Regions from separate parts of the Mus musculus genome. Here all the other regions are linked to region 3. A link is a loop called in an ENCODE intact Hi-C map of the cell type or tissue named here. Cell type or tissue: heart. All regions are shown on one strand. Region 1 has its middle 11 kb from the start of Gm46259. Region 2 overlaps Adamts2 (a disintegrin-like and metallopeptidase (reprolysin type) with thrombospondin type 1 motif, 2). Region 3 overlaps Adamts2 (a disintegrin-like and metallopeptidase (reprolysin type) with thrombospondin type 1 motif, 2). Region 4 overlaps Adamts2 (a disintegrin-like and metallopeptidase (reprolysin type) with thrombospondin type 1 motif, 2).

Region 1 (8,000 bases), 210 kb after region 3:
CAAAGTGAAGCCATGCACAAGATGCTGTTTGACTGTCGGGCTTTCTTTTTACTAAGTTAAGTCTCGTTGGTTTTGGACACTTAGTCCTAGAGAATCCGAGCCTGCACCAAGCCCTTCCCTCTGTTCCCGGTCACTTTTCCCTCCATGTTTATGCAACTGGACACTTCCCGCCTGTGATCCCTTTTCATTTTGGTTGTGTCCCAGTTCGTTTATGAAGCCTCCTTCACTTTGCTGTTCTCTGGTTCCCTGCCGCATCCGTGTCAGGGCACATGCTCCGAGGACGGGGCAGCCTGAGTTCAAAGCCAGTAACAGCTTGCTCCACCATACCAGGCAAGGTCATTACCTCCCGCGGAGTTCAGAACTTCCTCCTTAAAGGGGACATACAGACCACCTCCAACCATAGTGGCTCAGTTAGGACTTTTTTTTTTTTTTACCTTTACGGTGGCACAAAAGCAATACACAGAAGAAACCATACTTTGCATTTTGAGTTTGGATCTTTTCCCAGGCTAGCAAGATGCAGTGTACTCCCCTAACGATACTGAAGAGCAGCAGAGAGCCGCAGCTCCTAGGCTGTGATCACATGAAGAAAAAACCTGGACTCTATTAGCAAATGTGCCTAGGCTGCAATCTGCAGGCCTCATGTGTCCCGGAGTAGGCTCTGAATGTTACCATAGCATTTGAAGATAACAGTGTCATGCTACCATGTCAAAGAGTTGGACAGTGCCTTAGAGGGGCCAGCAAATTATTTTTGAAGGAGTACATTTGACACTTTATTACACAGCAGGCTTCCTGTTTGGCATTTCTGCCTGAGTATAAGCTAATGTAAATGAATGAATGGTTTACAGCAAGCTACACTGTGGTTGTTCAGTGGACTGGGTATATGAAATGAATTTGGGTCTTAAGGATATTTTCAACTTATGATAGGTCTATTGAGAAATAAGCCCATCATAACTAACTATGGTAACACTCATTTAACTGAGAGCTCAAGACCCGGTTGGTCAGTAATTCCCCAGTCTGCAGGCAAACTCAAATGGGACTCTTCTTGACTGGCTACGTAGTTGTAAAACTTTGCAGTACTGGGGCTTGAACTCAGAACCTCATGCCTGCCAGACCGGCCTTCTACCACTGAGTTCCATCCCCAGCCTTCGTGTCTTGAGCTTTTGGAAGTGAATTGTCTAAGCAGGGAATGTGCTGGGCCATCTCTTTGAGTCCACATCTGTCCTGATTCCAGCTGTTACACACCTGGCCCCTCTAGGCATTGGAACTTGCATGCCCCATTTATGCATAGGTAAAGATTCTTCCTGCCCCAACCACTCACTCAGCGATCTACCCCGGGATCCCCTTGGTCAGAGGCTGTCTCTTCTGCTCAGAATCCCTATGTGGGATTCAGAGATGAATCAGAGGGAAGACCTGGGCTGTGTGAATCAGCATTCTTCTCTTTGAGTTTTCCCCTTAGTAACTCAGCAAGGCACAGCCTGCGGGAGAACCTTCTGTCTGGCTTCAGACAACCACACCAGAGTGAGCCCCTGCCTGGCGGTGGTGAATCCCATGTGGTTAACCCCAGCAGAGTGCAGATCAGCCCCCACACTTTATTTATGGGCATGACAGATGACAGAGGGGCTTTTTCTCCCCCCTGAGTCTCATCTGTTCCTCAACCCTTCATGTTTGGAAAGTAGTCCCTAACTCGAATGTGGGCGATGCAAACAAGAAAGATTAGACTTACGTGAGAAAAATCAAACTATCTACTAACTGTACCTGTCCACTGTATAAGAGACAGAGATGGGGCAGTGGACTTCCACGCTGAGACCAACAGCAGGGAAGGCTAAGAGTCAATGGCAACTGTCACCATTGCACAAGTGGCTGGGGGACAGGCAAGGTGTGCTGACAGGTGCAGTGTTTCAGAGCAGGAGAGATACCTTGTCACTTCTGTCTTTTGAATTTTTTTGTTTTTGTCTTAAGTTTTTTTGTTTTGTTTGTTTGTTTGTTGAGACAGATTTTTCTCTGTGTAACCCTGGCTGTCCTGGAACTCACTCTGTAGACCAGGCTGGCCTCGAACTCAGAGATCTTCTTGCCTCTGTCTCCCAAGTGCTGGGATTAAAGGCGTGCGCCGCCACCACCGCTCAGCTTGTTTCTAACTTTTGAAGAGTTGTTGTATTTTTATTTATCTGGGAGGGGGGTGTGTATCTGTGTGGGACTGGAGCCACAGACAGTTGTGAGCCACCATGTGGGTGCTGGGAATGAAACACAGTCCTCTGAAAGAGCTGCCGGTGCTCTTAACTGCTGAGCCGTCCTTCCAGTCCCCATGAGATTCATTTGTCAATGAAATAGCATGGGAAAGGGTTGTTTTATTTGTTTTTTGTTTGTTTGTTTGTTTGTTTGTTTGTTTGTTTCTTACATTGTTGCCTGTGTTAGTCAGCTTTGCATAATGGTTAACAAAATTCCTAACCCATGCTACTTAAAAAGTAAAAAGTAATCTAATATGGCTTTACCATTCCAACTTCGGTACGTTTGGGACTCCAGTGAGGCTAGCACACCACGGACGGGGGTATGGATTGGAGTGGATGCTCATGTCTCAAGCCAGAAAGGGGAATTTCCCACAGTCCCCCTTATGGGTTACATTTCCAAAGACCCAAAGACCCAGCCTCTTAAATAACCACAGCATCTCCCGGTACTGCCCCCTGGGGAGGGTGGGGCAGGGATGGGCAGGGATGGGCAGGGCAGGAGTCTCGGGTAGGAAGTATTATATTGGATTTGTCTAATGAAAGCCAGGATGGTGTGTTTAACATCAAACTTGTCTTTCTGCTCTGTGGTTCTAAAGCAGTCACAATACATAAAGCGAGTGTTGCGAGCATTAGACAATAGCCAGACAGGGAGAGAAGGACGCCCGTCAGAAAAGACCCATGTGTGCCCCCTGGTTCTTGACCATGCACAAACTTCCGGACCACAGCACAAAGGAAGAGTCCAGCACACCTCACTGAGGGAACCCAGATGCTAAGTCAAGAAAGGCAGAGAAAAGGTCTGGGCCTGCAAAAGCACCTCAGACTTAGAGATTTGGGCAGCATGGAAGAGCATATTGTGCGGACAGGAATGGCAGTGCTCAGGCTGAGAAATGAACTGTATGGCGGATAGTAAATAAGGAACAATTAATACGTGAGCAAAAGTCAAAGTGAAATACTACATGTCACACAAAGCTGAGAAACATCAAGGGCCTGACAAACAGACTGGAAGCAGAGATCGCGCATGCGTGCGCACCGCGCTCCCTCCCCTTCAACTCTGCTGGAGTGGGGGGGGGGTCTCTCTTATTTTCGATATTGCCCTGTGGACATCAGGATAGTTAATCCATGATTCACTAGATGATTCACAGGCCTCTCCCTTTCCATTCTTGCTGTAGTCGTGCTGGGGTTACACATACCTGCCACTGGGTCTCACTTTTCACCTGTGTTGTAGGATCCCAGCTCGGGTCCTCAGGCTAAAGAACTTAGCCCTTTTACCTATTGAGCTATCGTCGAGTACAAAAGATCTCTTTGAAACATTAATCTAGAGACTATGTCCCAGAAACATAGTTCTCAGCTTGGGGGGTGTGGGCGTGGAAAGGGTCATCTCCCTCAGAGGACATTTAGCAATCCCTAGAGACATTTTGACTGTGTCCATGGAGCATATTACTGCCATCTAGTGGTTAGAGACTATAGATGCAGCCAAGTACCCTACAGTGCACTTGACAGACTGCATGGATGCAGCCCCAGTACCCAGTGCATCAATACTGTCAGGGTGGACAAATCCCACCCAAAGCCAGAGCTACTCTAGATCTCTGTGGCAGCTGGTAGCCAGCCTCTCCGTGCCCTAGTGGCTCTCTTCTTGATCACACTCTTATACAATCCCCCATACGCTCAAATCCCCATATAGCCCCCATAAAGAAGCTCCAACCAGGGAAAGAGAGGAACCTGGACTAGAGCCCACCAAGGCCATCCAGTAAGTGTGAGAGTGAACTTGCAGGAGTCGTCTGCAACCTCAGCCATACATGAGCATTATGAGATTGCAGCCCCCTGTGACAACTTGCCTGAAGTATTCCGAGAGACCCTGAACCAGAAAACTGCTGATTTAAGTTTTGAGGACCACATTCTGGGTCCTCAAAAGTAATACAACAATGAATTCTTGTTATTGTTTTAAGGTGTTGGTTTGGGGAGGGTGATTTGTTACACAGCAATGGATAGCTGATACAAACCTGCTCTGGAAAAGCCTAAATCTAAGCCTTGATAGGGTGAAGAAGATACAACAGCAAATTTACTGCGTGCTAGAATTAAATTCTTTAAAGGAAGAAAACATGATTCAGTGTTTTAAAATGTATAATCTACAATGGCTAGCACACAGTAAAAGAAAAAAAAGTTACAGACATGAACCCAGGTGTGGTGGTGTGTTTCTTTAATCCTAGCACTGGGGAGGCAAAGGTAGGTGGGTCTCCCAGTTGAAGGTCAACCTGGTCTACATACAGAGTTCTAGGACAGCCAGGGATAAATAGAGAGATCCTATCTCAAAAAATTAATAAATAAATAAAATATATAAAATTACTAGACAGTCAAACAAAATTTTAAAAAAACAGTGTATACTCATTTTAAAAAATGCAGTCGATAGGGACTCTGAGCTGATCCAGATGTTAGAAACAACAGACAAGAACTTTTAAAGCATGTTAGAAATGTGTTGAAGGACGTAAAGAAAAATATTATCTTAATAAGTGAACAGATGGGAAATTCCAGGAGAGAAACAGGAATAAAGGGAAAACAATAAACAGAAGCACTGTAAATGAAAGGAAAGCTTACCAGGTTGGCTTCAAAACACATCTGAGATGTCAGAAGAAAGGAACAATGAAGTGGAGAAGAATTTCTACTCTAAAGAACAGAGGTAAAAATCAGCCCTAAAACATGAAAAGAACCCATGGCCTGCAAGAACCCACGAGACCGTCCAAGTGTCCATCCAAGTGTCCAACCAGGTGATGGGAAGAAAAAAAAAAATCCCCCAAGGAATGACTGTTACTGGAGAGGGGCTGATGAGATGGCTCAGTGAACTAAGGGGCTTGCTGCCAACCTGGGTAACCTGAGTCTGATCCCTGAAACCCACATGCTAAAAGAAGAGAACAGACTTCTGTGAGTTAACCTGACCTCCACATGCACATTGTGGTATGGGCAGGTGATTGCATGCATGCCCATACATACATACATACATGTAATAAAAAATTTAAAGAGATAGTAATTTAGAATTCCCCAAGTATAATTTTTAAAAAAGTTAACTAGAGTTTCAAAAAAAATAAAAAATAAAATAAAATAAACCCTCAAAAGGCTACACATAGTAGAACATACAAGTGAGCACCTTAAAGTCACACTATTATAGAATTATAGAACAGTGAACTATAAAGACATGGTGATGAAATGACAGGGGCTGCCATAGGGCGAAGACATAATACAGCAGAGATGACGGGAAAAGGAAAGGGGGGACACTCGGGGTGGGAAAGGTTAAGCAGGGAGAGAGCTGGGTGTTGAGAAGGCAAGGGCACAGGGTTAGGATTAACCCAGAGGAAGGAAGTGTGAAGGTCACACAGGAACCTACACTCTTACAACCCAAGGGAGGCTACAGTAGAGCTGAATGGTCCACACCGGATCATGCTGCTTCCAGCAGCAGTGAGAGTTACCAAACAACATCCTCCGACCTGGTGTGGGATACATGTGCAGGAGTTGGTCAGGGAAGCCAACCTGCTAAGCATTTCTCTCATTTACAGAACTTCCTGTCAGTCCTCTGGGTTGCACAACAGACCTAGAGGGTAAGGCCCTATTTCTGAAGACAGTTTACATTCTGAAAGCAAGCTAGAACTAAGCTGGAAACATCCTCCCTGCTGCCTGGCTTTCAAAGGGCTGTGTAGGCTAATGGGGGAGAAAAAGCATCAGTGGTCTTATGGGAATCCATCTCTCTGGCAAATGTGTCCACCAGTGCAACAGTGGCATGACTGTGGTCGACGACACCAACCATCTTCGATTGGATCTGAGGCCTGCACCATGGGAAGACACTCATTCTTAGTCCGGTAAGCAACCCATGCCCAGGGGGCATTATAAGCCCAAGAAGGGGACTTGTTACTGTTGTTTACCTAAATTGGCATAGCATCAAAGTTGCCTTATACATTTCTGTGTTTAAACTCACAGACAAAAACTGCTCCCAACCTTAGTCAGAGAGGCCTCTCTTTGTGGTGAATGGTGGTGAATTCAGAGAGGTGTGGCTTCCTGAGATGCTGATAAGTTATTGATGAGGGCTCAACCCTAATAAAACATCTAGACCACACCTCAAAGGCTCAGGAAACATTGCTGCAAGGGGGTAGGAAGTATGTAAGAGCAGCACACAGCCTGAAAGCCTGCACAATAACCAGTGCGGTCATGGATTCTCAGTACTCAAAGTTACCTGCACTGGGCCTTCACAAGACTGGCCTTGTCGACAATCAATGATGGAAGGGAGAGGGCATCACAGGCATCCTCCTGCTGAGTTATTGGCTGGTGATATTTTTTAGAAGATGAGGAACTGTATATCCACTGCTGGTCACACTAAGGCCCCAGTGGACAGGACCACACCCATACAGATGATCTTACCTTAACTCAGTGGGTCACAAAACAAAATAAATAGACATGAATGTAAGAAAGAGGTTTGTAGGGAAGGGAGATAGACAGGAGTGGTATGCAGACAAGAAAGGGAGGGAGGGAGGGCAGTAAGTGTGTGTTATGTATCTATAAAATGGTTTTTTAAACTAATTTTAAAAATGTAATAATAATAATTAATAATAAAAGTATGAAAGAAGACGTGACATGAAATGATAATAGGAAAACCGATGTGATTTTATTGAAATGAGACTGAAGAGTATTTTTGAGGTTAAAGAAAGAGATTTCATAAAAACAAGAGGGATAACTCAAAAGGAACCATAAAATCTTAACTCTACCGAATAACTAAGCTTTGAGATTCATAAAACAAGTAACTAAAATAGAGAAATAGACAACTCTTTATTCACAACTAGCAGGGGTTAACATCTCCCTAATAGCAAGGTTTGGAACTAGGAGATAAAGACAAACTGGTAAAGGCTGGAGATGTGCTCTGCTGTTAAGAGCACTTGCTGTTGTTGAGGACCCAGCAACCATGAGAGGCTCACAGCTGTCTGTCGCTCCAGTTCCAGGGGATTCAACTACCTCTTCTGACCTCCACAAGCTTGTTCTAATTGACAATTTTGGGACATCTTACTACACAGTTCCAAAATACACATTGATTTTTGGGTGCAAATGAAATGCTCACCAACATAAACAATACTCTGGGTTATAAAGTAAGTCGTAGTACATTTCAAAAGATTAAAGTCCTAAGAGTCAGCTTCCTGACCACAAGAGAATTAAGTCAGAAATCATAGCAAGGTATTAAGAAGTTCCTCCAGATACTTGGAAAAATAAACAGCATACTTTTAAATAGCTTGGCAGGAATGTTGGAGATGAAGTTCCATGGAACAGGGCTTGCCTAGCGTGTGTGCAGTCCTGGGCTCTAGCACTGTCAGACATCAAAAACATAAGGAGGAGGAGGAAGAGAGGGAGGGAGGGGGAGAGGGAGGGAGGGAGGGAAGAGTCACTAGAGATAGCTGAAAATAGTGGAAACAAAATAATTAAAATTTATGGAACTCACTTAAAGTAACGCCCACAGAAATTTATAGCTCTAAATGTTCATAAGAGTTAAAGAGAAAGCAAATATTAAACTAAGTTAATCGTTGTAATGTCTGTATTAGCCATCAAAAAAAAAAGAAGAAGAAGAAGAAGAAGAAGAAGAAGAAGAAGAAGAAGAAGAAGAAGAAGAAGAAGAAGAAGAAGAAGAAGAAGAAGAAGAAGAAGCAAGGAGAAAAATAGTGACAAGACCAATTGAATGGGATATAAAAAACAACCAAATGGCCCAGTTTCAGTCACTGCTCTATTCTATTGCTATGAAGAGACACCATGACC
Region 2 (8,000 bases), 96 kb after region 3:
CAGATCCTAGTCCAGTTTTTGAAAACTTGGCCTGCCCTGCAAGCCCTCGCCTTACCAGGCCATCTTCCAGGTGTGTGCTCTTCCGTCAAGAAGTCACTCTGGCTGGTCTCCTCCCACCAGCTTGGGACACATTTTCTGATGTCTATGAAACCTCTCTATCACTGTGACAAAACACTTGAGGCAGTAGACATCACAGAAAGAAAGGTTTATTGTAGCTCACGGTTTCAGGAACTTCTGCCCGTACGTAGTCATTGGGCCTGTGGCTTTTGGCCTGTGATGACGCAGGACATTACAGTAGAAGTTTGTGACCCAGATTGTTCGCTTCATGGTGAGCAAGCAAAAGAAAGGAGGACCAAGAGGCTAGGTCCCAGTGTACTTTCCAAAAGAACACAGTCATTGATCAATTTTCCCCTACCAGTCCCCACCTCTTAAAGGATCTGCCACCCAGAAACAGTGTTACATGTACTGCAGTGTTACCCGAGCACTTCTAGACCAGGAGCAGGCTGAGCCCGGGACTCTGGTGGAGGTGTTTTGATGCTAGAGTGTAGCCTGACTTTGCTTAATGTTCATCCTCTGTGTGTGAAAGCTGGAATAGAAGACAGCATGCTGCAGTCTGCAAACCTGGGCAAGTCCTCCCTCGGTGAACTGCATTTGGAGTTAGGGGTGGTGACAGCTAAGCAGGAGGCCCAGGGCCAGGACAAGTGTTGCAAGCTGAAGGAACCATAGGGGCTAGAGCCCTGGGGCTCATGTGATCTCTGAGCTTCAAGACCTAGAATAAGTAGAGAAGCCAGATGAGGGGTCTGACCCTGTTTCCTATCTTCACCCTTTCCTGGCTCCATGATGCTCGAGCTTGAGATTGAGAGAGACAGGGTGAAAAATAAAGAAAATAAAAATAAAGCCCAAGAGGGGGAGGAGAGAAGCAGACATCAGCACCTCCACCTAAGTGCATGGCCTTTCCCCAGCTCAGAGCTCCTTTGGAGCCAAGTGCATAGTGCTGGTTGGGATTCATTTCAAAGAGAAATGGGTCAAGGAAAATTGGAAATTTTTATAGAAAACACTTCAGGCTTGGGGCTGCCTGAAGTGCCTGCTGTCCTGCGGAGAATCTGGGGAGGAATCGGGGCCTGTGGTCAGAGGTCTCCGGCTGCTCTGGGTGAGTCGCGTTCAGGTCTGGAGCCCCAGTCCTGTTTCTCAGCTGTGTCTACCTGTATTCTTCTGTCTTTGCCATCATGGTGGCTGACTTCAGGGCTGGTGTTGGACTCTCTGAGTCTCTCCTAAAGACACTTGTCCAGGAGCAGGCCATAGATGGCTTGCTGCCTACACCTCTGTAACACACAAAGCCCATCCACTTTACTTCAGAGAGAAGGTCTCACTGAGCTGGAAGCTTGTCAATTCACCTAGTCTATCACCAGCTTGCCTCAGGGATTCCTTATCTCCACCTCTGAGACACTTGCTTACAGGCCCGGTGACAGGTCCTCTTTGTGTTTTATATGGGTGCTGGGCTCTGGACTCCATTCCTCACACTTGTGGGGCATATATTTTATCAACCCAGCCATCTCCCGAGCCCTCCAAGATATGGTCTGAGTAGACCCAAAAAATTCTGTCCCCGGCACAAATGTTATTTGCATGCAGACTTATCCCCAGAGACATCACATCTCTTCCAGCAATTGCAATTGCTGTATTGGAGACCTGCAGAGAGCAGACCTGGTGAGCCAAAGGCCAGCATAACCACCAGACACGGCTAGCCTTATTAATTAAACTCCAGGCACACCTGTGAGGCGAAAGGCACTTCATTTCTGAGCTGTGTGCTGTCTGGAAACCAGCATGGTCACTGTGTACCGCCAGAAAAGCTCTTTGGGGGACATTTGCAACCCAAATCCAGGGCACATAAGGCAAAGCATCGATTCATTGTGTCTGGAGAAGAGACAGCAATAGAGAAGAGACAGTGAGGGCTGAGGGAACCTGAGGTTCCAAGACAACAACATCCCTAGAATCCTAACGCTGTAGCAAGACAGGGGCTCTGGACAAAGACATAAGGACGATTTCGACTCACCCCAACAGCTCAATGCTATACCTACTTAGAGATGGAGAAACTGAGTCACAGAGCAGTTGGACACCTTACCCAAGGCCCTATAATGAACCAGTCACTCAGCCAGACAGGACCTACCCATTTACACTCTCCCCTGCACCAAATTAGCTCTCACACGATGCCGATGTCGTGCCCTCCACTAAACTGCCCCCATGCTTGCTGGGGAGCAGCTGTAAAAGCAAGACAGCTCCTTCAAAAGACGCCAGTCATTTTCAAGAACTGCCTCTTGCATCTGAGTTGGGGCTACAGCCAAGCCAACACTGAGATTGTCATCCTCTAAATGACATTGGTCATCTATCCAAGAACCAAAGCAACAATCCAAGACTTCCCCAGGTCACTGTCTCCTGGTGGTCCTTAACCCTGAATCAGAACTCACTGATTCATAGAAGAAATGAGAAATGGGGTGTGGGTCCTGAGGCACAGATAAATTGAAACTGAAGGCAGAAGAGAGCAACCAAGCACACAGGACTGTCAGCACCAGTCAGGCAGGGTGCTAGGCATAGACTGCTATGAAGACTGACTCTCCCCCCACCCCACCCCCATCATATCTCTATTGAGAGATGAGGTGAGGCCTGAGCTGCCCCGTGCATGGCTATTGCCTTTATAGCCTCAGAAGAACTTACAGGGCAGCACTCCCACACCACAGACCCCAACCCAGGAGGCCAGCCAGACTAGGGGACTGGGCCCTGCCAACTCTGCTGACGTTCTGTCCCTAGACAACTCAGGGCCCCAGGGAATGTACAGCCTCGGGTTCTCCCAGAGCCAGTTCCCACCCACCCTTCCCAGCGTGAAGCCACGTCACCACCCTGGCATCTCCCAAAGTTTTCCCAAGGGCCCAGCCCTCGGGACAGGCACACTGCTGCCTCTGCCAAGGGTGTGCTCAGCTCTGAAATACGCCTTCCGGCGCCCAGGCCAGATGCCTCAGGTTTCACAATCAGTGCTTTCCTTGGGTCCCCAGGCTGCAGGAATGGGGTTGGGGACTGAGAGGGCACTGAGTACCAGATTCAGTGCTGTAAGCTGACCAACCGACACAACAGGGCATGGAAGAAAAGGGGTTACCACACAAAAGAGCCAGACCCCAGGGCTCTGGCAAGAAGTTCAAGAAATTCATTCAGACACAAAGGGTCCCGGTATGGATATATGAACCAAGGCCAGATCTCAGATTCAGTCCTAAGTCCAGCTCCAGCCAGAGCCCTCTCTTCACCTTCCTCTGCGACCCCAGGGTTCAACACTTAGATATGTGGCTTGAATCATTGGCCCCAGGGTGTCCACAATTTATTCCCCAGAATCCACCATTGTTACCACAGGAGATTAGATTGAGCACCTTGGGATGGGGAGGCTGTCCAAAATTATGTTAGAAGGCCCTAAAAGTCATCACAAATGCTTTCATAATGGTGAGAAAGAGGGAGACTTGTCTCCAGCAGAAGAGGAGGAAGTAATCTATGTGGTCACAGAGATCAGTATGATGTAGCCACAAGCCAAGGGAGGCCGGCAGCCACCAGGCAGATGGTGGAAGAGGCTGGAAAAGGCTCTCACAGACCCATCTTCTAATTCTGGACATCCCCCCCCCCCCCCCGCAGGGCTCTCGGAGATTATGCCATGCTGTTTAAGCCACTGAGTTTGTGATGTTATTGCAATTGCCTCAAAAGACTGAGTGTGGTCTGAACATCTATGTGCAGGGCCAAATGGCGCCCTCATCTGGTTGTCAGCAAGTCTGCACCCCCTCCCCACTGTACCTCCTCTCTGGTCTCTCAAATCTCCTTCCACGCTCCCCACGACCCAGACCTCACCTGTGCTGAGTCCCCTACCTAGACCTCACATGTATATGGAACTGAGTCTTGGTGAACTCCCTGCCTGGGAGTCCCTACACCTCCCTTCCCATCCAGAGGCTTATCCATACAGCCTTTACTCTATTCCCCTAACACCTCACTTCTACCCCACCCCTATGGCACCCCACCTCCAACCTCAAGCACACTGCAGCCTGAGCAGGCTTGCCAACATGCAGGATGCTCAGTCAGGTCCCCAGAGACCTTTTATGGCTGTCCCCTGCATACAGGACATTGTCTAGATCCTAGGTGAGCTGTAGCCATCACCTGCTCCCCCCCCCCTGCAAGCACCTGGGCATCAGCTCTGCCTCACCCGCACCCCAACCCCATCCCCACCCCCACTTCACCCTGCATGGCTCCCTGCAGCCTGGAAAACTCCGACCTGAACTCAAGGGAAGGTAACCCGATGACATCTAGTCAGGAGGGATTGGCTTCCCTGTCTAGGGGGAGGGCTGGCTGTGGGCCAGTCACTCGGCCACGTGGAGAAGCCAGTTGGTGCCTGTGCCTCATCCTCTCTCTCCAGGCCTGCCTTGGCAGCAGCAGGGCAAAGCAGCTCCCGTGGTGTGGAGTCACTTCTGCCCATCAGGGAGGACACCCAAGCCTGACAGCAGCGGGCAGAAGCTTGGCACCCGCTGCTTCTGGAGAGGAGGTGGCAGCCAAGGTCACTGGCACAGGACTGTCTGACTTCTTTCAGCCCTGGGGCAGTGTGTACAGCTTGGCTTGAGGGCACAGCAACCCAGAAGGAAGCAGGTCCCCAGGGCGGGAACCACCTGCCTCGTTTCCATTCTGAGGTATAGCCAGGGGTACCCCAGGGAAGCAGCCTAGTGGGGAAGACTGACACCGCTTCAGCCTCTGCATCTCAGAAGCCACGGCCAATGGGAGGGGCCTGTTTTATTTGGTCCATACTGTGCTTTTTTTTTCCCCCGAAATTTGAAGCCACATTTTAAAATGCCTAAGAATTCTCATAAAAAATGATCATCTGAATTCTCTTGGTGCTAATACATTCAACTGCTCCAGATCCATGAGGCTACCTATGAGACAGAGCAAGGTCAAGAGAAGTAAGGGGGAACCCCTGCTTCAAATAGGGTCTCTGGTTCCACCCTATGCCAGAGGCAAGGCGGGTACCATATGCCACACACTGCTACATCCATACTGCTGCTTTCATCTTTACAGAGATGTCTTGTTGTCTGTGTTTATAGTAGAAGGAGAGAAAGGAGATTGGGGGGTGTAGCTCAGGGGTAGGATGCTTGCATATCATGTATGAGGACCTGAGTTTAATCCACAGCACTGGGAGAGAATGGGGGAAAGGGATGAGAGCCAGGCCAAGGGTGGATGCTGTTTGCTGCTGTCTCATTGAAGGCCTCTGAATGTGTAGCTCTGGTCTTGATAGTGGGACACTGTGCAGACAGCTCTGTGTGTATGAAAGGGAGGTGGGGATATCGAGACTATGACACAGGGATCTTCACAGAATCCCAAGTGGAGACACAGCCTTCGGTGCCAACAGCAAGGCCAGCTGTTCTGTGTAAGTGGCCTCATCTGTCTGGCCTTCCCAGGTGCTGGGTGACATCTGCCTGAGGCAGGACCAGGTTGCTGCTGTGCATGGGTGCTCCACTGGAGTGCTGTCGTATACTGCTTCTCCGGCTCAGATTTCACTTTCTGCATGTAGCTGAAAGGGAGTTACTGAAGAGATGGAGTCCTGACTCCTGTGACCTGTCGCTGACACTTTCCAAGACAGAACAGTGCTTGGCAGATGTGATTAGATCAAGGACGTTGACGTAGGGGAGGTATACCTGGGTCACCCAGAGAAACTCAAATGGAATCAACCTTCCAAGAGGGAGAGGAGACGTAGGGAGAGTAGACATGTACACAGATAGAGAAGTGAATTCTGGCGACCTCTGAAGTGATGTGCCCTCAAGCCAAGGGCCTGAAGGGTCAACCAACACATTCTCTCCTACTATCTCCAGAGGCAGTGTGACCCAGCCCACATCTCCATTTCAGCTCAGTGACAGTGACCTCTGGTCTCCAAAAGTATGACATAATGTGTGTGTCTATCCAGCTAGGGCTCCACAGCTGTCTTAGGCTTAAGGGTGAGTTATGTGCCAAGATCACCCAGTTCCAAGCGCAGAGTGGGTCTTCTGGCCCAGTCAGGGCTTCAGCTGTTGTCCCCACTAGTGCTGCCTCCATAGTCAAAAACTTCAAAGACAACAGGTAGAAGCTGGGACAAGGTTCAAGGATGGACCCAGAACTCGAGTTTTTGTGACAGATAAGTTTTGCCTTCTCTGGGGTCTTGATTTTCATTGTCCTATCAATACTCATTAGGATGTCTTGAACCCATATGATGAGGTTGCCTTGGGGTAGACTCATAGCAGCCTGAGTTCTCACTGGGAGAGTATGGGCTTATAGCTCAGGACTGAGGCCTAGGGTTTAATTTTGGACAGTTTAATCTCTTCCAATGACCAGACCGCTATCTACTCCACCCTCTAGTCCAGCTTCACTGTAGCCTGGGCAGTTGGCCTTCTCCAGCCTGCATCAATCAGGTTCTCACCAGATCCCCTGCTTTGGTTTCATGCATCACTCTTTGGCTTCCTGCCTGAAGATGTAATCTCTTACTTCAGCATTCAATCCTGCCTCAGCCCACCAAGGATTCTCCAGAGACCTAACCAATAGGATCACCTGTCTTGACTTTCAGCCTCCAAAAGTGCCAGGTAAGTAAAACCCTTTTTTCTTTATAAAGTTACCCTGGCTCATGTATTTTATTATAATAACCAAAACATAATCTGGACTAATTAAGTCCCCTCGTGTCTGAGTCTACTGTGTGTCACTACAACAAAACACATGAGGTAGGAACTGAAGACTAGTTGGTCCCTGACATTCGCTGGCATTGTGTTAGCATCTTCATGCAAATCCCCTTGGATGGATTACAACAGTGGAGAGGCAGAAAGGCTGTGTGAAAGAGATGAAGCATGTGTGGTGAGCTCAGTTTATAAAAATCTGCACTGACAAGAATGAATTCAGTCCTGTGAGCCCCAACCAACGCCATGAGTCCCCCGATGAGAGCAAAGAGACTCCACAAGCTAGCCCCGCCTCCTAACAGGGGTGGGGGGAGTACCCAAGCTTCCAGCGGCTTTCAAGACACCACATAGCCTCTCCTATACATACACAAGCAAAGCCTTTGTAGTGAGCTCCTAGGTCCTGAGCCCATTAAGCTGTGCTGACTTGCTATACCCAGCCATGGGACACAGATTTTATAAGTCCCGCAACTGCCGCTCTGTGCTTTGTCAGGGCTCAAGCCGATGGAAAGCTGAACTGCCTGAGGTCACTCCGGGCCTTTGGCCCAGCTCTGGCCTAAACTGTCTGGACCCCCTCCAGTCAGTGAGTCGACCTTAGCCATTGGCCATTTGGGAACCATCAGACACATTCAGGGGAGACAGGGTCTCGTCATGCTGACACTGGATAGGAAGTCACAGAAGGGAGGCTTAGCCCACAGAGTATAGTTCTGTGATCTGAGGCTACGACCCAAGGCTCCCACCTACACTCACACAAAGCTTGCAGCCTTGCCTTCAGCCTTGGACAGAGGCTCTTCTCCTCCTCTGATGACTGATGGCCAAGCCCCACCCACCCCACCTTCCAGCCCAGCTTCATCCTGACCTGGGTAGTTGGCCGTATCCAGCACCATCTGGGGTCAGTAGTTTCTGGGCTGATTCTGAGTTTGAAATTCCTCTCCTGTGTTCTCAGTTCCAAGTTCTCATTAGGGATGTGTGTATAGGATCGGGAGGCAGAGGGATGACTCAATAGAAGATGCCAAAATGCTAAGCACAGTCCAAAAATCAAAACCAAGCCAGCTAGACCATTGGGGGAAGGGCTCTAGGGCAGGCAGATAAGCCTAATATGGAATCTGGGATTGGAGACACAGCCAAGGGCACCCAGCCAGCTCCACAGTGCCAGCTCCAACTCACCCTGCCTGAGCCCAGGAGTAGGGAGAATAAGGCCAGAACCATCCAGACTCTTCCAGTAGAGGCCAGCCTTACTGGAAGTGATATCAAGGCCAAAGTGGCCGGCCTTGAGCTCTCTGAGAGACAGACTTTTCT
Region 3 (8,000 bases):
CCCAGGCACTTTCTAGACTAGGTTTCAGCTCTTGGGAGTTCCCTGCAGGCCCCAGTTCTCTCTCCCTGCATCTGTAGGCACAGGACTAACCTTGCATGCCCGAGGGCCCAAAATCCTGCCGTGTGAGAAAGATGGCATGGTCGTGGTACTCATCGTGGTCTGTGTCCGGCTTCTGCTGGAGGTAGGCCCATCGGCAGACATTCTCCAGACTCTGAGAGGGGTTTCCAATCTCAATGAGGCTCATGGACTGCAGTGGATGGAGAGAGACAGGCAGACAGACAGACAGACAGATTACTATCTGGCAGATTATCCAGGAGCCGAACAGTTTGTTGTGCTGACAGAACCAAGCCATTGGGGATCTGGTCCAGGGGCCTTGAAGCTCCCTGCTAAGTCACTCCCATGACATTTGCCTTCCATTCAGCCATATTCTTCTGAATTGAAGAGAAGGTTCCTTGTCACCCTTGCTTGCTACGAACCCCTGGTGGCAAGCCATCCTCCTACCGAGCCCATTCCTTGGTCAGAGGCAGGACCCTGTTTGCCCAAGACTGTTGGGCAGAGAGCTGACCCTCACCATGCTACCCAGGCTCTTCTCAGGCATGACAACTTGCTTCCTGTAATGACTGAAGAGACAACAAAGGAATGCATGTATGTTGAACACAGAGGAATGGTCTAGTAACCAACATAAGTCTAGCCTATGGATAGGTCAAGCTACCACATCTGGCCCGTAGGCTTGCCTTGTTTATGAGGCAGGCAATTCTGAGGTGGTCACTGTCACTTGCATCCAAAAGAATTCGGAGCAACACACTTCTTTTTGCGAGAACCATGATCACTCTAGGCAAGGGCAATGGCTGGCTGGTAAAAGATAGCAGTTAGCTGATTGTCATGGCCTCAATCAGCCTGGGAAAAGAATCCCAGCCAAGTCTTGGAAGAGACTGAAGAGTTCAGCCAGAAATATACAGTCAGGCATTGGGACCTGGAGAGGAATAGGACTGGGGGCAGGAGCCAGGTTGATGCAGGGTAAGAACAAATGGGTCAATACTATGCAGACAGAACCCCTCCCCCACCCGCAAGAGGTTCTGTGAAGAGGTTGAAAACTCAGGTATCTTTAGGGGTTGTGTCCACTGAACACTAACCCATGGCTGGCATTTAAATTCCAAGGCCCAGACTTTCCAGAGCTGACTTCTTGGATGGGTCTAATGTTAAATGTAAAGTGTACAAAGCTTGGTGGGTACAGTGTCAGACCAGCACAGCAAAAAAAAAAAAAAAAACAAAAAAAAAAAAACAAAAAAAAAACAAAAAAAAACCCACCTGGGTTCAATTCCCAAGCACCCCCCAAACCAATAGTACAAGTAAGCATTGAGGAAAACAGCTTTAACATACAACAAAACTCCATCCCACTCCCCAAATCAATCAACTAAGAACTTCTGAATAAAGGCAGTTCCTAAAGTGGACACCGCCCCTCCCCCCCACCTTGTAGACAGGGGCCAAAACCGCAGGTGGACGGAACACCCCCACTGCTTTGCAGAATGGTCCCTGCTGGTTCTCTCCTCCCCCCAAGACGCTGGGCTCCAGTCCTGAGACTCTCTTGGCAGACAAGGTGATTTCACTGCCACGGCAGGATAATTTATTGAAATATTGATCTGTGTTTTTGTTCTTGCTTTGTTTTCTTCTCTGCCTGTTCCAAGAAAGCAGGCTGCTACAGCGTTCCCCAGCCTCAAGGGGTTTGTGCTATGGGAACAGAGCTCAAGGGGTCTAGGTTCTGCTTCCTAGCTTTGGAATCCCAAGAAAGGTCTCTAGAGAGCAGGGAAGAGAGACAGACTTGGGGAACACTGCCCCAGATAGGAGCCGCACTACAGAGGAGGACTCCAGGAAGATAGAACTTCAGAAAACAGTATCCATGTGCTGTGCCCTTGTAAGCCTTGATATGCATGCAGGCACCCCAAGAATTAGAGCATTCAGGGTTCTCAAGTGACAAGATGTAGGTGGTGCATATATGGTCATCCCTTAATGTCTGCTGCGGGAGTGATTTTAGTACTCCAATGAAGACATCAGTAAAGGCTCAAGTCTCTTCTATTAAAGGATACAGCATTTGCTGCATCCCCACATCTCTTTCTGTATCCTTTACATAAACTCTAAATGACTTATACCATGTACCGCAGTGTAAGTGTGGAGCACATAGTTGCTATACTGATTGTTTAGGGAATAACAACAAGATAAAAGCCTGCATATGTTCAATACAGATGTCCTGCTTCCTCCTGATTATCCTCCATCTGTAGTTGGTGCAATTGGCAGAAGCCAAGCTGTGGGTGTGGAGAACCAACTGTATTTTCTCCCAACCTTTTCAAGGTCTGGCCTATCTCAAGCAGGCACTGAGGACCCAAGGGGAAGTGTTCTTTGTTCTTACTAGGTCTGGAACATTCTAGGGGGTCCCAGAGTGCCCTGTCCAAAGGATGGTCTGTGACAAGGCATCAATATTGTATCCAGGGCTAAGGACAGGGCACATATGCATTTTAGAAAGAGCAGATTCTTATGGGGGGGAGCAGTCAGGAAGGGGAAGTAAGTGTGGCTCACTGCACTGTTAAAGGGTCAACATCTGGTGGGCGACAGGAGATGTCAGGGCCAGGGGGTGTGGACATGGGCAGAGGATGTGTGGGGAGTGCCTCACGACTTAACAGGGAGGGTGTGCGATCTGGTCACGGTGCTGTGGCGAATCTATCTTGAAGATGGTCTTTTCTGTATAGTTTGTTCACCTGGTGAAATCTCCAGGGAGTGCCTGCTTCCTGATTCCAAGGAACAGGATCCACCACTAAATGTATATACAATTGGTCGCCTTCAGGCCAAGAGGCAACCTTGGGGCCCAAGCTAAGCCACCCAAGCTAAGCTAATAGAATCGAGGCTTAAAGGGCTGAAAAGCAGCTGATGTGCCTTAGAAGCACAAAGAAGTTTCTGTCTCTTTCCCCATGCCCTTTTCCCTCACCCTCCATACTTTCCACTTGGGACCCACAAGCTGTCTTTCCCCACATGACCTTAAAAGACTCCTCCCAAGGGTCTGGAGAGATGGATCAGTGCTCAAGAGTGCATACTGCTCTTGCAGAGGACCTGTAGCCCCAGCTCCAGCTCAGAGGACCTTCCCTACTCTCATGCACATAACCATGCCTACTGACCTCCACACATGCACACATTATTTAAACACCTTTTAAAGAGCTTAGCTTGAGGCAGAGATATCTAGGACAACTGAACATGTCTAGGCCCTTGGAGAGAGACCCAAGCTGGCTGTGGGCTCCCACAGGGCCATATCTAGATACACTGCTTGTTAGACAGGGTCGAGGCTGTCCCTGTGCTGTTCAATGAGCATTCATGATGATCACAAATGGGATGAATTAATGAATGAACAAAAATCAAATATACACACGCTGGAGAGTCACGCTGGGCCAGGGAGGGCCTAGAGGCTGCAGGAACATTCCTAGGAACTCATGGAAAAGCATCACCAGCAGGGACAAGCCCAAATGCTGATGGCAACAGCCAAATTCTTGGCTCTTTGAGAACAAGCCTCTGCATACGTCTCATTTAAAATTCAAAACTGCCTAGGACATAAGCACTGTCATTATCCTAATTCCCAGATAAGAAACTTCACCTCTTGCCATTAAAGTCGTTGACTCCAAATCCTGAGGTGGAGGTGGACGTCATACAAAGGTTAGGAGGAAGTTTGGCTGGAAGTAGGTCTACTTCTAGACAGAAGGCAAAGGAAGGGCGGGCTATGGAAATAACCACCAGGTGGCGCTGCTGCTACAAGAATGCAATGCCAAGATCCTGAGGGAGGTCGGCAGGCTAAGGAACACAGCTCCTCCAGGCTGGGCGGCAGATCTGACTTGCAGCCGGGCAATGGTAGCCCTCTAGACACCAGACAGATTCTGGGGTCTCACCCTAAACAAACCAATTAAGGCTTGTGCAGAGAGCTGTATTCCAACCGCTGCTCTCTTGACACTTGACTGTTTACTGTGGAATGCGCTGAATTATTTATGTTCTTCCCTCCTTCGGTCAAGGAGACAGAAAAAACGGGATCTGCTGTTTGGAGGCCAGTCTCCATGCCTGCCAACAGGAAGGCTCTGCAGGCTGGGCGCCACCACGTGGTGTCTGTGAGCACACACCCAATCCCAGGGCCACGGACAGGGAGCTGGAGGTGTGGGGTACAGGGTGCACTACTGTTCTTGGACACTTTCAGTCCCTTTCTGGGCTCCTCTGACCCAAAGTGTTTGGGTCCAACCTGAGTACCCAGCTTAGGGCTCAGGAACTTTGACCTGTGACTGTTTGGGCAGGACATCCAGTTTGCAATAGTTATTGTTAACACCCATCTGAGAATCTATAATCCCCTGGGAGATTTGAGCGTGCCTGTAAGGGATTGTATTGATTCTGTTAACTGAGGTGAGAAGACACACCCACCATGGTGGCGCCATTTGCTGACTGGAAGCCTGGGGAGGACAGAACTGAACAGAGCTAAGGATAGGTTGTTCTTTGGTTTGACGGATAATGTGACATGACCAGCTACCTCAAGCTCTTGCCACTGTGGCTTTTCCCTCCATAATGGACTGTAACCTGGAGCTATAAACGGATATAAACCCTTCCCTTAAGAAAGCAAGACACAGTCCATACCCACAAGTCTTTTTCCTTGTCTACTCTGGCAGTGACCATGTGGCCCACTCTAGTGCCAGTGGTTCAGGCTGCAAGGAGACCTGGCTTCAGCTGGTACCAAACCCATCCCAGAATGCCCTGGCCCTGGGAGACCTCAGGCTAGCCCACCAGGCAGGAATTAAGAAAGCACACACAGGGCTGAGATTCAGGCTGTGTAGAGCTCTCTTCTCAGCTTCAGTATTGCTGACCTTTGGGGCCAGTTAACTGTGTGTGTGTGTGTGTGTGTGTGTGTGTGTGTGTGTGTGTGTGTGTCCTGAGCATCTCCCAAATTATAACAGTGAAAGTGTCTCTAAACATCAACCCGAGTCCGTGAGTGTGGGCATAAAGTTGTAGAACCATCGGTTGGGAGCATTGGACATAGGGGGAATGGCACAGGGGAGCCAGGCTCAGCTCACCCAAGATCTGTGCTCTCTAGCCTGACAGAATGACAGCAACTGGCTCATCCTCTAGGGACAAAGTGGCTGTCATGTATGACTTTTGGTAGATCACTCACCCCGTGGAGCCACGTTTTCACTGTCATATGGAGATGGTGACAGTGACTATGGGTGCCCCCTTATCATCAGGGGATGCCTGTCAGTCCCATGACAGGATGCCTGAGACAGTGAGCTGAGCAAGGCTCTGAGGACACTATGACGCGTCCTCCCAGGCAACATCACCAAGACGGAGTGATTAAAACATACACGGCTTTGACGGTTATGTGACTGTACTCTCCTCCTTGGGGAGAAATACCGCTGGACCACAGGGCCTGGAATCCCCGAAGGAGGTATAAATAAAGTCATCTGACTCCCAGCGAAGGGAGCCTGAAAGCCAGGTGGGGGTGGGGGTGGGGGCTTCAGACAGTGAAGAGTCAGCAGTCCGTCTGATCTCCGTGACTGCAGTCATTCCTGTCAAGCACTGGGGTCCCTCAGACTTCCTCTTGCTCAGAAAACAAGATTCTGCCATGTTAAGTAAGTCATCCAAGGTCCCACACGTACCCCTGGGCTGGCATGAATGCCAGGACCAGGGCCCACCATCTCTGATGGCTTCAAAACAAGTTCTGCTCTATCTAGCCTGACTGCCTGCAGCCTCGGGGACTCCCCAAGGCTGGTGTCTTCTGTTCCCATCTGTGGCATGCAAGGTGATGTGGGTGGCTCAGAAGTCATGGTACAGGTGCCTTCTAGACCCGCCAGGGGAAAGCAGGCAAGAAGGTATACCCATCGAAGAAAACCAAGCTACTAGAACAGGATTCAGTGTTAAATAAGAACTCCTGACATGGTCTAAAAATTAGACTTTATATCTTGGAACCTAATTTCTAATACAATAGTATTAAGATGTGGAACCCTAGAAAGTTATCAGGTCAGTAGGACAAAGGTCCCTGAACTAGAGTGGCTCTCATATAGCTCTGAGACCTGTCCCATCCACCACTCATGAGCATGAAGCTACCTGTGAGGACTCCAGATCTCCTGACATTCAGACTTTGGACTTTCTGGCCTTCAGAACTATGAGCAATAAACTGTCATTTATTAAGTATCAACCTAAGGTAGACTCATTAGACCAGATCAAAAGGACAGAGGCGCCCTCCGGTGGTAGCGTCCAGCATTAGCACTGTCTCATCTATTCTAGACCTAATGGCTCTGGTGAGGAGGTGTGCCTAGGATGGCTGGCGACAGGTAATTATGCCAGGGGGTCTTTCCCAGACTAAAGTATAGACTGAGCTTGGCCCCTAGGGTCTTTGATTCAAGGCTATCTGAAAGAAGGCTCTCTCCCATCCATCCCAGGATCCTCTCTGCTCTTTCTACAGTGGGACACATGGCAAAACCACAACGGTGTTGGCCCAAGGCTTTAGCCTGCAGACTCCTTTCCTCCCAGCATGTCTCCGCCTTCTACTAATAGACCAGGAACGTCTGACCTTTCACCCAAATGCTGACAAATTTCAACAAGCAGAGCACACCCTGTCTCAAGCTAGCCTTCACAAGATACCTTATGTCCTCGGAATGTCCCCAAATCTCTCATCTCCATTTCCTTTGATTTCCATCATCCAAGGAAATATTTAAAATGAGAACACTCGAGTAGCTTTGGTTCCTTCTCAAAAAAAAAAAAAATCAATTGAAAAGCCAGTTGCTATGCAACCCACGAGTGCGGCTGATGCTCGGCTCCCTGGCTGGTGGCATATTGTATAAAATAAGATAATCTCTTTTCTTCTGCTTCATATATATATATATATATATATATATATATATATATATATATATATATATATATATATATATATAAAGAAATGGAGAAAAATGTTGTTTTAGGAAGAGCTTGAGATGACTCGGAGGCCTCCCGTGAGCTCGAGATAAACAGCATACCTCTCATGTAAGGTTGCCAATTTTGCCCCCACTGGAGCCTAATGGGACCTGGAGATGAGGCAGGGAGGGACTAGGGGGTGGGAGCTGATACAGTGACAACTAGGGATGCATAGTAGGAGCTATGGGTCTGTGCCACTTTTTGCCAAAGACTAAGTCATAGTTTTATAGGCCCTAGAGTGCACCCTGACTGTGGTAAGCACAGCTTAGGACTTCCTGGCTCCAGCCACCTTGGTTTTACAGGGCTTAAACTCTCTCAGAGATGAGGTCGCATTCCTTGTATTAGTCACCAGTCCCGTTTCTGTGACAAACTGCCTGACAAAGTCAACTTAAAGGACGAGGGGCCTCTCTTGGCTCTCAGTTCAAGGGCAGGAATAGGAGGTGGCTGGTCACATGACAGACACCCACCACCAGGAAGCTCGGTTGGCTTTCTCCCTGTTCTTCAACCCAGGACCCCAGCCTACATATGGTGCCGTCCACATTCAGGGTGGCTCTTCCAGCCACAGTTAACCAGAGACTTGTTTCCACAGTGAGTCCAGATCCTATCCCGCTGACAACCAAGCTTTACCATCACAGACCCAGTAGGAACCCAGAGGTAGCATGCTGAGTACCTTCCCAGAATTCACCTGTCCCATCCCCACAGCCCCATCTAGTCCCTCTCCCAACCCCCAGCTTTGCTTTCTCCATTACTGAGGCTATGTAGGGTGTGGAGGTGGCAGTAGACGCTGAGCCTCTCAGCCCTCAGATCTCTGCCTGGCCACTGTGCCCAAGGTCTGCCTCACCTCATTGTGTAGCTTCATGGTGCTGGCATCTTATCTGTCACTTGACAAGGAACAGCTGTACAGCTCTCGTTCCTGTACACCCCAGAATGTACTCAGGAGGCCAGGGCGCCTGAGCTCAGAGTACATCTTGTACAAACATGGCACTCTTTGGAGACCCTGACACAGAACCTCATCTCCGGAGCTATGCAAGGTAGTCTGT
Region 4 (8,000 bases), 150 kb after region 3:
CACCCAATAGAATAGAATCCCCACCCCCTGGCACTGCCTGCCTGCGGCCCTCTTTTCATCCACATACCACACATCTCAAAATACTAGACTGACTTGCCCATGCACAGGAGTCACCAGGCCTGGCTCCCCACTACTCTCCCTGTGGCTCTAGCAGCCACACACATTTATTTCTCACCTGCCATGCTTCTAGCCTTCCCAGATGAAAATAAGTCCTGGCCTCTACCTCCTGAGGCCTTGGTGGCCCCAGGACATTTTCCACATCTTGCTTCCCAGCCTAAGGGCTCTCGGGTAGCAAGTATTCAGGCACCCTCCCCATTCCTGACCCTCTTCACACCTGACTCTTCCCATCCCTCACCCTTCCCACCCCTGATCATCCCCACTCCCGACTCTGCTTCTAGAGCCAGCCAACTCCCATAAGAGCCAGCCAATCACCTCCTGACCCCGCCCAGCCTTGGAATGGGGAGGGCTGCTAAAGAAAGGTTTTCCTGCCCCCACCTACCCCTGCTCCTCTCTCCATCCTCCCTCTCAGGCCACCCAGTTGCTGATCCCTGCCCTAGCCTCCTCCTCAGTAGCCTTGAACCCAGCCCTCCTCTGAGGCCTCAGGAACCACCTCTCACACTTCTCTGTCACAGGGAGGAAAGAGCCATAACTCTGCCCAGGCCCACCAGAATGGCTCAAAGCCATTACAGCAGACACAAATCAGTTGTTATGATTTGAATATATACTCCCAACCTGCAGCTGAGGCTGAGATCATGTGTCCATGGTGCTGGGGGTGGGACTAGGGACAGGGTCAGGAGCACAGGTTAGGATCCACTTTTCACAGTCAGGGGAAGCAGCAAAAACCCTCTCGGACGCAGCCATCTCATCTTGGATTTCTTGGGTCTCCAGAACTGAGAGACTAAATAAGACTAAATAAACCTTTTTTTTTTTTTTTTTTTTTTTTTTTTTTGGTAAATCACTCAGTCTCCTGTGTTTTGTTACAATAACACAAAACAGATTAAGACATTAATGCCTTACATCCAGGAACTATTGCTGGTGTTGTTGGAAAAGCTGTTTCCTCTGAGGGCATAACTGTGAGACTGTGGAGTGACTGACTGGCTCCACCATTGCTTTCTCACTCACTGTGGAAGCCTGAGAAGAAAATCAGCACAGGACACCAAGCAGAGAGCCTAAGAAAGTGAAAAAGAAGAGACTGAGCATGGACTTGAACTCTAGGTCCTGCCGTGCCTGGAAGCAGAAATCTCTGAGCTCTCTTTTCTTTTATTCTTTTAAAAAACGATTTTATTTTTATTCTTAACTAAGTGCGTGCACACATGAATGAAGGCACCCAAAGAGGCAAGGAGAAGGAGTCAGATCCGTGACGGCTAGGTGATTGTGCTTCATCAGACATGGGTGCTGCTGGGAAGTGAACTCATGTCTCCTACAAAAGCAGTAAATCAGTGCTCTTAACTGCTAAGCCATCTCTCTAGTCCTCTTCCTCCTCCTCCTCCTCCTCATCATCATCCTCATCTAATTCTTCTTCCAAATGTTCTTCTTCTTCTTCTTCTTCTTCTTCTTCTTCTTCTTCTTCTTCTTCTTCTTCTTCTTCTTCTTCTTCTTCTTCTCCTTCTCCTTCTCCTTCTCCTTCTCCTTCTCCTTCTCCTTCTCCTTCTCCTTCTCCTTCTCCTTCTTCTTCTTCATCTCCATTCCTCCTCCTTCTCTTCCTCCTCCTCCTCTTCCTCTTCCTCTTCCTCCTCCTTCTTCTCCTCCTTCTATTAACCAACCAATTCATTTTTGGTTAAGCAAACTTTTCACAGGGATTTCTGGCATTTGGGGAATAACCCCTAGAAAGCATATTTTTTCTCTTTTATAGCATCAAACTCATTTTCTCCTGAGGTCTTGTCTTTGGTCTAAACTTAAACTACCTAAAATCTCTTTTGCAATGGGGCCAAGTTTACACACAAATACATACAAGAGCACACATTCATACCACAAGCATAGATGTGCACTACCCTTCCAAGGAGTGCACATTTCCTCCAATCTGACCTCTCCCTCTGCAGCAGCATGGGGTCACGGTGTGCCCTCTCGTTCTCTTCCTTGTCTCTTTCAGGACCTTCCCTTATCAGTCTAGAGACACCATCTCCTATCAGCTCCTAACCTGGAGTCTTCAAAGCCCCTTCTTTGCTGAGGAACTCCCATGCACCCTGCCATCCTGATTCACTGACTGCCCGCACTCAGTCTCGCTCACTGGACAACACAGAACCTGGCTTCTTCTCTTGTAAGGCTGCATTGCTTTGTGTGTTGCCGTGGTTCTTGGCACTTCCCATCTAACACCCACAGCCCTTCACCAAGCATGCTCCTGGCTGTAGCCCCTGCACTCATCTAGCATCACTTGCCACAGAGCTGCTTGGGAGGGGCCCTAGCCACACACTGACTCCAAGCTTCCATCCTCTTTCTCCTTCACCCCTACCTATGACTTCCATCTCACCCTTGGGCCCAGGAATTTGCAGAAGCTGGGGACCCTGACCTCTGCACATATCCCAAGCTGATTATGCTGGTATGAGAACATTGGATGTTATATGATTGATTGATTGATTGATTGATAGATAGCAAAAACAATCTCGAAGAAACTGTACAGCATGACACTTTTCTATAAGAGTATTTGCACACGCAAAATGTGTGAGCTAGGGGCTAAAATGTAGGGGAAAGAATTTCAATTTGCTCCTTTTGTTCTATGTATGCATTTTATTTTCCATAAAGACATTTATGACATTTCATGATTTAAGAAAGGCAGGACACTGTAAGACATTGTAAAGCCACCCCAGGACAAATATACTGGGGTCCCAGGATGTGCAGAGATCCAGCATGGGGTGGGGTAGGGAGGGGGGCTGGTTGACATCCACCTATACCTTCTTTGCATTAGTCCTGAGCAGAAACCTCCGGTTCAGAGAGGTGATGGAATCTGCCCAAGGTCACACAGGAGTCCTGATCCAATTTTCCCTCCACTACCCAGGATCATGGAGCAGGCTGTGAGCCACCTCCTCCATTCAGTGAGAAACCTAAGGCAATGCCGGGTGCTCCCGCAGACCCTGAAATAGAGCCGCATTGCCACATAAGACACCCAGGAGACATGAGGAGGCTGGGAGCCAATTCCAGAACAGCTAAGGCTCCGCCAGCATCAGGGAAGCCTCTGACTGCCTCTGAAATCCAAGAAGCAGGACAGGAGGGGAGAACACCAGACAAAGACCTTGGCAGCTCCTGCACAGGGGGAGGGGGACAGGCCAGCGGGGAAGCAGCCCAAGGATAGCTGAGGAGAGCTCAAAGGCAGTGAGGCTGCTGTTCCTGGGCTGGGACTCCTTCTGGGGGAGGGGGGCAGAAGAGTGATCAGGGATGCTAAGAGAAGCTTGTATCTTATTTAAAGGTTGGGACCCAACCCCTGCTACAGGGGTCCCCAAGGAGAGGTGCCCAACAAACAATCTTCTCAGCCTAGATGTTCAGAGTCCCATGCCTACCTAGAGCCAGAGACTGGGATCTGAGACCAGAGACTTCTGGGCAGGACATATCTCGGGGTGTTGGGTATACCTTTGTGAAGCTGGGATACCTCACCAGCACCATGGCTGCCAGGGGCTGCTCAGGAAGTGAAAGAAGCCTGGTGCCCTCCAGAGGCAAGCACAGGCCAGCGGTGGCAGAGAACTGGGTCTGTGTCTGACTAAAATCCATCAGCTCCTCCTTCCTGCCCCCTGCTAACAGGCCTTTGGCTGCCTTCCCTCCTAAGTAGCTGTGAAGGGAAATGGCCTGGCAGAAAGAAAGAGTGTGTGTGTGTGGGGGGGGGGGGTTCTAGCTGTGGAGGGAGCTCAGGCACCCTACTTTCCCCAAGTAAGAACTTGGAAAAGAAAGGCTGGCTGGGGGCAGTCATCACCACAATGGCCCATGCCTTTACCTGAACACTGAGTCTGACCATAGGACACAGCACCCATTAAGGTCTGGTTCAGGAAGCTTCCTGGAGAACTCTTAACCAAATGGGGAGAAGAGGCTGGAGCCAGGCAGCCCCAGCAGTGAGCAGCACCTGTGCCCAGCGCAGCCCCAACCACAGCTGTGCATCTCTGCCTCCCGCCACCTGTTAAAGATGCAACCTACTTGCGTTTCCACTCAGCACAACTTAAAAGCCAGCATGCAACTTAAAAGCCAGCCAGGCTTGTGCTCAGTGACAGGACACATTGTAAGAAATGTATCTTTCAGACTTCCCCTCCACACACCTGGAGGCTCTGCACTTGATGCACTGGTGCATAGAAACATGGGCCTAGGATGGCTCCATTGACAGTGATTGCCTTGCAATCGTGAGGACCTGAGTTCAATCCCAAAAAACCCACGTGAAAAAAGTTAGTGGTGACCGGCTTCACTGTAATCTCAGCATTTTAATGGCAGAGATGGTTGGGTCCTGAGGTCTCAGTGTCTACTAGAAATGGGCAAGAGAAAGAGTAGAAAGAGTCAGCTCTTTCTCTACCCACACGTGGGCAGAGCTTGAAAAAAATGGCACACGCATGCCCCCCCACACACACACACACATACACATTAAAAAGACAGAAGATGCACAAGGCTGTAAGTCCATGGAGTAGGGGCCCAGTTATGTAGCCTCAGCCCACAAACTATGCACCATACAGAACTATGTTCTCTGCCTGTGGGCGGGGATGGGAGAAAGAGAGGAAGAGCACTGAAGGGAAGGGAGGGAAAGTCCTGGATACCCGCAAGGAGGATCTGTACACACACATGCACGCGCGCGCGCGCACACACACACACACACACACACACACACACACACACACACGAGACACCCTCCTCAGAGCCTCCTTGCCTCAGCTCCCTGAGGTTCAGACAGCAAACCCCACCCGAAACAGTCATGTGGCCTATTTGACCAACCAAAGCTCTGCTCCCTGCCTCAGCCACAGTGTTGATGCTCAAACCTCTACCGATGACCCAAACTGAACCCATGGAACCAGCTTTAGAGTCTACAGTACAATCTGATGGAAAAGGCCAGCCTCTGTGTGCTCTGGTGGTGCCAAGTGGCACAGGTGAGCTGTCGAGGCAGGCCACACAGGGGAGAAGGCAAAGTAATACAAGATGGAGGCTTTTGGCCCGAGCTGATTTACACTAGGTTTTCTGTGGCTTGTTGTCACACGAATCTGAGCCTGGGGACAGCTTTTGGTGAGGAACAGGCTGCAGAGGTGTAAAGGAAAGAATGGAAGCAACTCCTCTTCCAGTTCCACCCCTAAAGTAGATATTAAAGGATGGCTTGTGTCCATGGAAGGGAGAGAGACATGACAATGGTCGTCTCCATCCCTGGCCAGGGACTCCCAACAGCTCACCCGCCACAAAGGCCACTCCTGCAATTCTGCAAAGGACCAATCCACACTGAGGAGTCTGTCCGGCCAGCCACTCCTCTCTCCTTTCAAGATTGAAATCGTTTCCACATCTTGACTAATTGTGTTCAGGTGGCGAGGACTGGTGTGTGGCGCCTGCATCTGTGTGCATGTCCACCCCCCAGCCCTGGCGCCTGCCCCAGGAATGCTCCTTGGCGCGGAGGGATGGAGGACCCCGGCCTCTTCCCGTGTCCTGGGGGCCCTGGGTGATGTCAGCCGTCCTTGGCGTCTTCTAGTAAACATCTGCTCTCCTTACTCTGACCCAGGAATTCCATTTCGGAAGAGTCATGGCCTCATCTGGCAGTGAGTCCCAGGCTGATTATGGTCTGGTCCCTCCCCCAGCCCTGCCTCCTCAATCCACACTCAGCCCAAGCCCCGCCCATAAAGCCCTCCAAAGAGATTAATATCCTCACTGCAGTCTGTGTGCTTCCAGCCACTTTCACACTTTGTTCCCTCTCCTAGCGCCGCAAGGAAAATATTACCTTGCAGTGACAAAGGCTGTTGGTACTGAGTGGTAGCTGTGGTCCTTACCTCACTGAATCTTCATTTGCAACTCACCACAGCACTTTGCGTTCAACTTTTACCTTTCATGGATGACAAACAGCCACGTCCACCAGTGAGGGAAGGAGGCAGATTCAAGCCTATGTATTGCTGCAGACCCAAGGCTGACTTCAGTGCACAGTGGCGAGCGGGAGCTGACAGTCCATAAACTGATATCTTGGGCAGGAAGGAGGAAGGGGAGAGTGGGAAACCATAGCTCTAAAAGGTACACGGCCCCTATCTCAATGAAAGAGAAACCCCTCGGGTGCTTAGCCGGGGACTCAGGGAATGAGTGTAGAAGTGGTCGGTGCGATTATAAGGAAGAATGGAGACTGCAGTGCCAGGAGCCCCTGGGCCCTTCTGGAGAACTCCATCTCTGCTCACTTCCATCCCGCGGACACAAGCCCAGATTCTCCCAGATTCTCAAGACATTAGAAATCCAAGACTTCACAAGCCACTCATCAAATGCTGAGATGGCCAAACAAAACTCACTGGCGGGTAGACACAGCACAGAGCACCAATCCGTTCCAAACAAGCTCTGCCAGGAATGATGGGAGCGCTAGAGTTCAGAAAATTATTCCATTGGTGTGAGGCAAGGCAGGGACTCCACCAGGGCTTCCTAGGTCTACACTCCTCCCAAGGTGTCAGGACACACCACTGCCTCTGTCAGGCTCTTCCCAAGAGAGCCTCACCAAACCCACAGGAAAGTGGCAACAGGATGCAGGGCCCAGATGGCAACTCCCTTACATGTCCGGCTGGATACTCTGAGGCCGTGGCAAAGGGTTTTGTGCAAAATGGCTGTCAATCCTTTTACACTCCGATGTAATAAGACAAGAAATGAATCAACATTAAAAAGGAAGGGACCAAAATATTGTGATTTGCAAGTGACGGCATACTTAGCCCCCTCAAAAAAAATAAAAAAAACACCCCCAACTCCTAAAGGAAAACAACACAGAGAACTTCCTGAAAATATCCAGAAGTGAAATAAATGCAGTTACTTGCAGATCTAGGAATGCAAACATGGGAATCGGCCAAGGAAGGGATTTATTTTAAAGGGATTTTTTTTTCTTTTTATGATTCTCTGTTTCATGTTTGTGTTTTTACAATAAGAGAGGACTGTTTGGCTGAAAGACAGGGGAAGGGAAAACTCTCTGGATGCAGGCAATGGAAAGAAAAGTGCATTTCGGGGGGGCTCATCGTAAGGACAGCAATTATGGGGGTCTTGGAGTTGTCACCAACTGAGCATTTAGCTGCAGTTCCACAGTGCACCCAACCTTTGTACTAAGAGGTCACTTTGAGTTCTGCTCATTTGGAATGAAGATGTCCAAGTGGAGACTGTCACTAACCTGGAACAAGCAGGTCCCACATGTTTAAAGGATCCCATGTGAATTTTGAATTCAAAGTGTTCTTAAATATCTATAATACGCTGCTATAAGACACAATGGGAAGGATCCTTATGCAGCACTAATAAAACTCTAGAAGTCTTTCCCATAAACCCACTGGGAGGCAGTGAGAGATATATTTGAGTCAATTTTCTTATTTCCCTTAGAGAACTAAACATCATGAAGACATCACCTGCTTGTTAGCAGAAATTCGCTAAGGCCCCATTGCATGCTGGGTACAACCCTAGCACCCCAAATCAAGGTCTACTCAGTTTATTGTGTAAGGTCATGAGAAAATAAACTGAAAATCCATTTGGAGACCAGGCAAAACCAACCAAAACAGCATCTAAGCCCTGATGGTGACATTTGCCCTTTCAGGCATTTGAACACATCTTTAAGCAACGATAATTACAAAGCCCAGAACTAGTGTGTAAAAGAAGATTGAGAGCAGAAACAGACCGATTGCCTCCTAGAACCCAGTGGGTGATGGAGTATCCATGCCAAGTCGTCGGTCAGTGAGTGGTACTGAGATAACAACGTTGGCAAATCAGGAAAATAAAATAACTGCCTAAGGCCAGCCCAAATACGTTAAGAGAGATGAAAAACTCCATTTGAATGAAAGGGTTATGCATTTCAATATATTAAATGGAAGTGTAGGTATGGCGGCCCATGCCTGTCATTC

What was found. Hi-C counts contacts between places; a loop is a spot of excess contacts. Peaks named below come from ENCODE experiments on the same cell type or tissue, not always from the same donor. Only the 100,000 strongest peaks of a DNase experiment are listed, where the experiment ranks them.
Region 1: a loop joins it to region 3, with 8 times the contacts of the local background. A loop is called at or near these places in 11 of 42 quality-filtered maps.
Region 2: it touches region 3 in a loop (4-fold over the local background); 5 of 42 quality-filtered maps call a loop at or near these places.
Region 4: it touches region 3 in a loop (6-fold over the local background); 8 of 42 quality-filtered maps call a loop at or near these places.

The regions. Positions count from the first base shown.
Region 1 is chr11:50,554,932-50,562,931 of GRCm38, reverse strand. No RefSeq gene overlaps it. Among named protein-coding and RNA genes, the nearest start is that of Gm46259, 11 kb to the right of the region's middle. In heart, a CTCF peak has its summit at 3,676 (motif pointing left); no DNase peak of the experiment used is centred here.
Region 2 is chr11:50,669,534-50,677,533 of GRCm38, reverse strand. The region is part of intron 3 of Adamts2 (a disintegrin-like and metallopeptidase (reprolysin type) with thrombospondin type 1 motif, 2); the gene reads right to left. Among named protein-coding and RNA genes, the nearest start is that of Gm39819, 24 kb to the left of the region's middle. In heart, CTCF peaks have their summits at 3,784 (motif pointing left), 5,521 and 7,948 (motif pointing right); DNase peaks (open chromatin) are centred at 2,943, 4,483, 7,353, 7,833 and 4 weaker places; H3K27ac peaks cover 628 bases; H3K27me3 peaks cover 439 bases.
Region 3 is chr11:50,765,464-50,773,463 of GRCm38, reverse strand. Adamts2 (a disintegrin-like and metallopeptidase (reprolysin type) with thrombospondin type 1 motif, 2) reads right to left here. Exons shown (of 22, transcript NM_175643.3): 6 at 91-247. Among named protein-coding and RNA genes, the nearest start is that of Zfp354c, 58 kb to the left of the region's middle. In heart, CTCF peaks have their summits at 3,566, 3,771 (motif pointing right) and 6,265 (motif pointing left); DNase peaks (open chromatin) are centred at 3,823 and 4,113; H3K4me3 peaks cover 459 bases; H3K27ac peaks cover 291 bases; H3K27me3 peaks cover 436 bases.
Region 4 is chr11:50,620,107-50,628,106 of GRCm38, reverse strand. All of the region lies in intron 2 of Adamts2 (a disintegrin-like and metallopeptidase (reprolysin type) with thrombospondin type 1 motif, 2), which reads right to left. Among named protein-coding and RNA genes, the nearest start is that of Adamts2, 22 kb to the right of the region's middle. In heart, a CTCF peak has its summit at 3,649 (motif pointing left); DNase peaks (open chromatin) are centred at 3,136, 3,654, 5,666 and 6,513; H3K4me3 peaks cover 636 bases; H3K27ac peaks cover 1,762 bases.